Regions from separate parts of the Mus musculus genome. Here region 1 is linked to region 2. Evidence: chromatin contacts called from ENCODE Hi-C or POLR2A ChIA-PET data. All regions are on one chromosome and are shown on one strand. Each heading gives the region's core, a stretch centred on a gene start or an enhancer-like site at or near the end of the contact. The rest is flanking DNA. Distances are from core to core; before and after follow the strand shown. Region 1 holds the start of Ryr2 (ryanodine receptor 2, cardiac). Region 2 holds the start of Mtr (5-methyltetrahydrofolate-homocysteine methyltransferase).

Region 1 (4,316 bases), core at 224-2,723, 150 kb after region 2:
AAGTTTTCAGGTAAGATGATGGGGGTACCCTTCTACAATACGGATATCCCACTATAAAATGAGAATATTTAAGGACAGATATTTATTTTTCTTGGAAATAGACAAAAACTTTAACTTTGTAAGGACGAAAATAGGAAAGGTGGAAACAAAATGTAACCCACCTGAAAATTTCTGGGCAGTTTTAATGATGTACCAGATGCTGTAACATGTGTAGCAGAGATAAGTTAACGCAAAATTATTTATTGTATAACTCCTGACTATGAGTAGGTTGGGCATGTGGGAACGTTGCTTTCTCTATAATTTTTTTTCAGTGATATAAATGAAAACACTTAGAACTGAGAAAACATGTGTTGGATTTCTTGTCCCAGTTGCTTCCGACATTTTATTTCTTAGTCATAGTTACATACTACTTTTAAAAACATTTATTTATTTATGTGTATGACGGCTGTGTGTGGAGGCTGAGGAGAACTTGGAGTTCTTTCTTCCCACCATGTGGGTCCCTGGAATTGAACTCATCTAGTCAGGATTGGTGGCAAGTGCCTTCACCAGCTGAGCCGGCTAGCTGGCTTACAGCAGCTGTTTTTAAAATGGAGATTTGATGGCTTATGATTACATGGAGCATTGTGAGATTTGGATCCGGCATTTGTGGAGGAATGTTTAACTTTGCTCTCTCACGGCAGATCGCGGATACCACGGTGTGAGTTTAGCGCATTCAGTGATCGGACTGGTCCTTAGCACACCATACTTTATTGTAATTTCTTGCGCAGGTGCATTATGAATTTGTGTGTCTTGTATCACAATGCATGGCAAGATGCCTACTTTGTCGTTGAATGCTGGGATTGTTGTGCTGTCGTTGAGTACTTTTTAATATATACTTATTTTATCTATGCATATGTGCCTAATAAATGTATGTGCACGAAGTACCTTCAGGTGCCCATGGAGGCCAGAGGGCACTGGGTCTCCTGGAACCAGAGTGACAGGTGGTTGTGAGCTGTCTCGCGTGGGTGCTAGGAACCGAGGCGCATCCTCTACAAGATCAGTGAGTGCTCTTCTTCAGCCTTCTCTCTCACCCCTGTTGCTGAATAATTTGTTAAAACTCCTCGACCATCCACACCAGGCCCCTTGTGGTGAGAACTTAATCTGTGATGAGTCTGGTGCATGCTGACTCAATAACTAAGAAAACCACCTCTATCTCGTATGGAGGGAGTCGAAGTGTAAATATCGATCACACGTAGAGGCTCCCCATTCTGTGCACCGGGGGAGAAGGAGAGTTCCCCGTGCAATCCAAAAGGCCTTAGAAATGGGTGGCAAGTACTGTAGCAGGGCTCAGCGGGAAGCTGAGCTCCTTGGACTTGAGGTCAGGAAGGGCACAGGTGCAGGGGATGGCTGAGCGCTCTGGCACGCGCCAGTTGATTCCCCAAGCAGCCAGTAAGCGGCACTGTGCCCCGGCGCTGGCGGCCGGAGGAGCGGGCTGCGGATTACCTGCAGCAGCCGGGGCTGGCAGCTCCTCCCCGCCCGCCCCCAGCCCGCCCCCGCCGCTGCACTAGCCCGGCTCCGCGGGCTCCGGGCACTCGCTGGCGGGAGCCGGGGCCGAGCGCGCCGGGCAGTGGGGCCTCCTCCCTGCGTCCTCACGCCGGGCTGCCCTCCTCCCGCACCGTGCGGCGCAGGGAGGCCCCGCGCCTCGGCCGCCCCCGCGTGCCCGCCTCCGCCGCGCTGCAGGGGGACCGACCGCTGGGCTCTCGGCACCAGCAGCGCGGCCCCCCGGGTGCCTCGGGCTCCTGGCTGTGGCCGCCGCAGGGGCAGCGACCCGAGTAGCAGCCGTTGGAGCCCCTAGAACATCCTGGTTAGCAGTGACTAGAGCGTCCAGAGAAGCCGCAGCAGCAGCTTCAGCAGTAGCAGCAGCAGCATAAGTGGCCGCGGTCGTGGGGCTCCGCCGGGCTCCGGAGCCGGCCGGGCCAGGAGCGCGGAGCCATGGCTGATGCGGGCGAAGGCGAGGATGAGATCCAGTTCCTGAGAACTGTAAGTGCCACGTCGCGGCGCGCATCTCCCAGGGGAAGGGGTGCCTGGGAGCCCCCCGCAGGGTCCCCGTAGAGTGACAACCGGCTGCGGGGCCGCCTCTGGTCCGCCAGAGGCGCCCCAGGGATGCTGGAGGGGTCTGCATCACCACATGTGTGCAGGTGTGCGGGTCTGCCCGGGGAAGGGCAGGACGCGTGTCTGTGCGCGCATGTGGAAAACCAAGAGGACTCAGTGCGGTGACAGCGTGGCGAGCCAGCGGGAGGCACCCGGGCGGGCGCTACCCAGCTGCGGGAGCTGAATTGGCCAGGGACCTCTTCGACCGACTCAGGCTAGGGTGCAGGGCTGCGTGTTCCGTGGGGCGCGCTTAGCGTGGCGGCTCTGGCTTTCGCCGTCCCTGGGGCTTCAGGGCTGAGTCTGCGCGCCGTCACGGAGTGAAGACATCGCAATCCGAGTACTTGGCGGTGTCGATCATATAGTGACTGGCCAGGGCTGAGAAGGCTGCCCCCAGGGTGCCCCCAAGTCGAGCAGATACCAATGCCATGGAGGCTTGCTCCGGTGGTCCCCACGGTTCCCGGCATGGTGCCATGCTGGTTTTCGTGACGACAGCTTGCAGAGCGCATTGGAACCGTGTGTGTGTGTGTGTGTGTGTGTGTGTGTGTGTGTGTGTGTGTGTGCATGTGTGTGTGTGTGTGAGTGTGCGTTCCTGTGTGTTGTGTGTGTGTGTGCACGGACCGCATGAAAGAATTTACAGAGGCTGAGCATCATGAACATGTGTCGTTCTTTAAACGCTGGCTTGTTGAATACCGAGTGCAGCCAAGTGAGTGCCTGCAAGCAAGTGATGTTTGTCTGTGTGTTTCTGTGTGTGTGTGTGTGTGTGTGTGTGTGTGTGTGTGTGTGTGTGTACAAGGGGAGGGTGGCTGCTCGGGATTTCCACATAGTGTGGTAGGCAGGGAAAGATCGGCCTCACTCTAATAAGATTCCAAGTGCCACTTGGCGCTGCTGCCTTCCTTCCTGATTGTTCTACACTGCAGATACTTCCTAGCCGCTTGCTCACCTCCAAACCTTTGAGCCTGCTCAAGCGCCAAAGAAGTGCAAGAAGCCCCTATCACATCAGTCTGCTTAGCCTTTTCTGCATCGTCTCAGTCTTTCCTTCCTTACCTCTCCTCTTTTCCCAAGACTATCCCCCTGACAGGATTCCTTTCCACCCAAGACGGCATTTTCTGCTGGGATTTCTTCCTGGCAGCCTTCACGTTCCACTTCCAGGTACAGTCCCTTCCAGATTCACAGAAAACACCACACAGATGGGGAAAATTTGAAATACTAACTAGAGGATAACTTTTAGGTTATTTGCATAAAACCTGAATGGTGTTATTAGGAGCCATTCCCCTGCACACTTTACTTTTTCCTAGTATTTGGGAGGTGGGTCGTTTGCATTGCAGAGAGGCCTGTGAGTGCAGATCAGTGTGGACCACAGGTCTGAGCTGAGCAAGGCTGTCCCCATACATAGACAGCATCCTCACTAAGACATAGCTTATGAAGGTATCCGAAGCCTTCTAGCCATATTGTTTATTACGTTTCTTAGTGGACAATTGTCTAAAAGTTCTGTTTTGTTTTCAACAAGTCAAGCTGTAGCCTCAAAAGCCACGGAATGCGTTTTTCAGGCAGATTACAGTTTTAGCTGCTGTGTGGCTTTAAAATTCAGTTTGTACCACACTCTACAGGGTTAAAATTAGCCAGGAAATTTTGGCTGGTTTTGTGAGTTCAAGGGCTCCCTGCAGGCTTAAATGCTAAGCCTAGCTTATGGAGGTGCTGTTATCAGAATGTTTAATGGGGACTGAGGTACTGTGCCTGCCTGTAGGGTTTTTTTTTTTTTTTTCTTTCCACATATAAAGTCATGTTAACTCAGTGCCACTTAGCAGCTGCCTGTCAGCCAGAGCGACACCTTTGATAAGTGGGGCTTGGGTAAGGTCTGGCAGTCCTAGGCTGAGATTCTTCTTTTAATAAAACATTGGTAGGTTGTTGTACTGATGATAAATGACCTTGAAGGAGTAGCATTGTGAAGAAGGGTGTGTGTGTGTGTGTGTGTGTGTGTGTGTGTGTGTGTGCCATTCATATCTGAAAGGAAGGCTTCTTTTTCTGAGCTTGTGATTCTAAAACGATAATTCTCAAGTCTTTCTCCAGCTCCCCCGTCTGCTGCCCTGGGTCCTTCCCATTTTATTCTTTAACCTGAGTATGTTGATGGTTCAGTGATATTAATGAGGTTAGCAAAGGCAAGCGTGCCATCGCTTTATTATCTTCAC
Region 2 (4,612 bases), core at 1,990-4,489:
TATTTTCTTCCTATGAACACAGTCTTGCGATGTAGCCCAGGCTAGGCTGGAACTCATAAACCTACTGCCTCATTCTCTTAAATGCTGGGATTATGAGCCTGTACCACTACCCCTATACTCCTGGCTCTATATATCTTTTTATTTTTCTAGATACATCTGCTTTTAATCTCTTTAACTATCACTGACCTTACTGAACTATCCTTTGTTTTTAAAATCTGAAAAAAGAAATGTTGTGTTTTGCAGGTCTTGGTGAGACACAGGAGGCTAATTCAAAGCCAAACTGTACTATATACTAAAATTCTATATTAAAAAGTGTTATGCCGGGCGTGGTGGTGCATGCCTTTAATCCCAGCACTTGGGAGGCAGAGGCAGAGGCAGGCGGACTTCTGAGTTCGAGGCCAGCCTGGTCTACAAAGTGAGTTCCAGGACAGCCGGGGCTACACTGAGAAACCCTGTCTCAAAAAACAAAAAACAAAAAAAAAAGAAAGAAAAGGTGTTATGTTGGAGCCACCATGAACAGCAAAGGAGGTCAATATCCTGAAAGAACCTAGAGGGGAAACCCCCACTCGTATCCCGAGTCGGCGTGCACCCAAAGAATCACGAGAGACTGTCTTGATGCAAACACACAAGGTAGTTTAATGATGGAGCTCTGGGCCGACATGTATCTCACACAGGAGACAACGGTTGTTGGCCACGAGGCTCAAAAGCTAGGGGTTTTTATAGAAAAGGGTCTGGGGCTGTAGGAGGAATTGGTGCGGTTTCACAGGATTGGTTTATTTAAACACCAGCAAACTGTATGTGCAGATCGAAGTAACAGCAGAGCATCTGGTTAACATTTAATCCACGTCAGAAGGGCGGGAGATATGGAGGCGCCAGGCCAGTCCAGACATGTCTTAGCATTCTCTTTATCTTTATGGCCAAGCAGCCTCAGGAATGTCTTAACGACAGGCCTGCCCGGGCATGTCCTGGCCTGTTCTGCTATGTTCTCAGTCCCAGGCTTCAAAGCTCACAAACAACTCTTTGGGCTATTTGACATAAATTACATGAATCACAGGTCTCAAGTTTTATTTTTCTTTCAATCCAACACAGCCTACCTACCCTGTGCAACCTCCTGGGAATCCAGTATATCCTCAGACCTTACATCTTCCTCAGGCTCCACCCTATACTGATGCTCCACCTGCATATTCAGAGCTCTATCGTCCAAGCTTTGTTCATCCAGGGGCTGCCACAGTCCCCACCATGTCAGCTGCATTTCCTGGCGCCTCATTGTATCTGCCTATGGCCCAGTCTGTGGCTGTTGGGCCTCTAGGTTCCACAATACCCATGGCTTATTATGCAGTTGGTCCCAACTATTCACCTGGCTCAGCAGTGTTGGTGGAAGGAGGGCATGATGCAGGTGCCAGATTTGGAGCTGGTGCCACCGCTGGCAACATTCCTCCTCCACCTCCTGGATGCCCTCCCAACACTGCTCAGCTCGCAGTCATGCAGGGAGCAAATGTCCCTGTAACTCAGCTCAAGGGAAACTTCTTCATGGGTGGTGTGATGGTTTGTATAACTTGGACCAGGGAGTGGCACCATCTGAAGGTGTGGCCTTCTTGGAATAGGTGTGACCTGCTTGGAATGGGTGTGTCACTGTGGGTGTGGGTATAAGATCCTCACCCTAGTTGCCTGGAAGTCAGTCTTCCACTAGCAGCCTTTGGATGAAGACATAGAACTCTCAGCTCCTCCTGCCCCATGCCTGCCTGCATACTGCCATGCTCCCACTTTGATGATAATGGACTGAACCTCTGAACCTGTAAGCCAGGCCCAGTTAAATGTTGTTTTTTATAAGACTTGCCTTGGTCATGGTGTCTGTTCACAGCAGTAAAACCCTAACTAAGACAGGTGGCTACACCATGTGGTGAGGAACCATGGTCACTCCTGTGCCAGGGAAGACATCTCATACCTTCAGCACTTCTCACAATGTAACTGCTTTAGTCATATTCACCTGAAGTTGCAGTTTAGACACATGTTTTTGGGGTGTCTTTCTGGTGTCAAAACTTTTGAGGCACTTTTCAAATTTAATAAGGAACCATGTAAGGGTAGCAGCCCCTCCCTAAAGCATTCTGAGGTAGGGGGTATCCATTCTTCAAATGAATGTGAGTGAAGCAGCCCAAGGTGCTTCCTTAATTCCTCTGGAGTGATGCTGTGCCATGCTGGTCTTTGCTTCTAGTAATAAAACATCAAATTAGGTTTGGAGGGAACTTTGATCTTCCTAAGGGAAAAAAATGTTATGTTTTATTTGTGTATTTCCTCTGACTAAAAAAAATATACCCTTCCTTTAAGACCCAACTACTTTGTTTGTTTGTGTGTGTGTGCGTGTGTGCATTGTATGCATGTCTGTGTGCTAAGATAAATGAGCTCCTGTATTGCAGAGCCCAAAGGAGACCATCTGTATTCTCCTTTCTCACTATCCACCTTATTTCTTTAGCCAGGATTGTTTTCTGAACCTGTAGCTCACTGGCTTTTCATTCAGACTGGCAGCTAGCAAAACCCAGGAATCTTCCCGTCTCTGCCCCAGATACTTATTTGCCTTAGAATACCATAAACCCTTTGGGATGTTTCCTACTTTCTTCTTTCCATGTTTAATTATTTGTGCAAGTTCTTACTGGCCCACTTGTGCTATCCAAGTGTGTATCTCAACTTGAGTGTTTTACTCAGTAAATGTTTAGTATCAGTGTGGCCATTAGCATCTATAGTGCCTCATAATTTCCATAGTGTACTCACGGGTTCTTTTTTTAACCCCTGTTGCAAGCCTATAAATTAATAGTCACTTTCATTCTAGTCTTTCTTTTCTGTGGATGAGGGAGACAAGATATTTAGTGTCTGCAAAACTAAGCTACAATTAATTTTCTGACTTCAGATTCCTGGCCCTTGATACTCCACCACTGATGAGAGCCAATACTATAGTATGAATTTTTCGACTAGAACTTGGAGAGGTCTTTGGGAACCATTTCCAGAACTCAGGGAAGAGACGCTCTGGTCTCCATAGGGACCCAGTACTCAGGACTACATCTCCCATAGGGCCACGGAGCAAAGCCTCCGGCGATTGGGTAACGACCAACAGCCTATACACGGCGGCGAGGAGCTGTTGAGGGCCAATCACATGCCGGGAAGGGGGCGGGCCCTCCTGCCGGAGGCTAGATTGAGCGGAGAGCTAACGGCGCAGTGGCGGCGGCGGCCGTCTCTACGTCGTCAATTCCTTTAGTCTGTCGCTGCGGCCTTGCTCTGTAGCGGGGAGCTCTGCGCTTGGGAGTTCCGTAAGAAGCGCGTGCCCGAGGCACGGTACCCGGAGGCCCGGTGTGTCGGCTCTGGAGCTTCGGGGATCTTGTCAGTTCGTCAGGCCAGAAAACGCTGGCTGGAGCCGCCCGCGGTGGAATTCTTTGGAGATCAAGCCTTCCCTGCTTGAGGAGGACTCTTGGCGGCGCGTCGCCTGCGCTGTTGTCACTCGGTAACTCCTCCATCCAGGTCTAGCGGTTCTGTGGGTGCCTCGGCTCTCCAGGAGTTTCTCCTTCGGAGACCCAGCCTGGAGTTCGGGGGGGACGCGGTCCTTGCTGGGTCTCTTTCTTCACTCACCCGCACACGCTCGGTCCGGTGGCGGAGCGACGAGCGCTGCCTTTAGCGCTGCAACTTCTAGCAACAACTTCCCGCGGGGCTCCTGGGAAGTTCTGCATGATATAACTGTATTCAGTAAATGTTTACGGAAAGCTGTCTGCCCGAGACGAGTTCAGATGCTGGGAGGCCGGTAAGGCAGCCTAGACAGTTGAACCACGTGGGGTTTTAATTTCCTTTTCTACTCTTTACTTTTGGAAACTCTGGCTTTAGCTTGACGGTTGCCTGACTGGACTCTCAGTACCCAGGAGTGGGGATGGAAGGCAGAATAGTAATCGCAAATTACTCGGATATTGGTGGCTCTGGCCTCCACAATGAGAAAAGACACAAAGGGAGTATAATTTCAGTTTTGAGTGTCTTAAAGATTTGGAGAGAGATTCCTATAAGACGTGTGAGTGAGGTAAGACGTAGAGTCGAGAGAATTAGTAATAAGGACATCAGGTTGTGCTTGCCCAGCGGACAGGAAGCTCTGGTTTAGTTAATCCCTAGCTCTGCATAAAGCTAGACTCGAAGGGGTTTACGTCTAAGGCTATTCTCTGGAACACAATGAGTTCTGGACCAGCCTCGGTAACATGAGATCCTGTTTCTTTTTAAGACAGAACAGTGAGTATGGTGTGGCATAGTGTGTAGCCCTAGGAGGAGGGTGAATATCTGACAAATAGGGCTGGTAGAATTGTTCTTGAAACCAGTGGGACATTGCCCGGCAGCACATTGCTGTTGCTATAAAAAAAGATCGCTCTTTTTCATAGAGTTACGGCATGGTTATTTAGTCTTTTAGGGCTTCAGGCTTCTTCCTTTCTTTTTAGAAAAAGAAGAGTAATTGAATATAGTTATTGCTGCAGAAAGCCTCTGAAAATTTAGAATAGATTAAATAGTGATCCCTTGCAGAAAATGAGAGAAAATGGTTGGCTATTTGCACCTGGCCCTGCTCTCTTCTCCACTTTCCTCCATGGGTGAACAT

What was found. Hi-C counts contacts between places; a loop is a spot of excess contacts on that map. ChIA-PET counts read pairs that join two places held with the same protein, here RNA polymerase II (POLR2A).
Region 1: a loop to region 2 is called in a map of left cerebral cortex, with 4 times the contacts of the local background. The contact joins the promoter of Ryr2 here to the promoter of Mtr in region 2. A Hi-C loop is called at or near these places in 2 of 37 maps with a recorded cell type or tissue (both left cerebral cortex). POLR2A ChIA-PET finds 5 or more read pairs at or near these places in 2 of 5 experiments (both embryonic stem cell).

What each region holds. Positions count from the first base shown.
Region 1 is chr13:12,104,102-12,108,417 of GRCm38, reverse strand. Ryr2 (ryanodine receptor 2, cardiac) reads left to right here and starts at 1,473. Exons shown (of 105, transcript NM_023868.2): 1 at 1,473-2,019. The coding sequence starts at 1,972.
Region 2 is chr13:12,256,740-12,261,351 of GRCm38, reverse strand. It overlaps Mtr (5-methyltetrahydrofolate-homocysteine methyltransferase), which reads left to right and starts at 3,239. Exons shown (of 33, transcript NM_001081128.3): 1 at 3,239-3,490.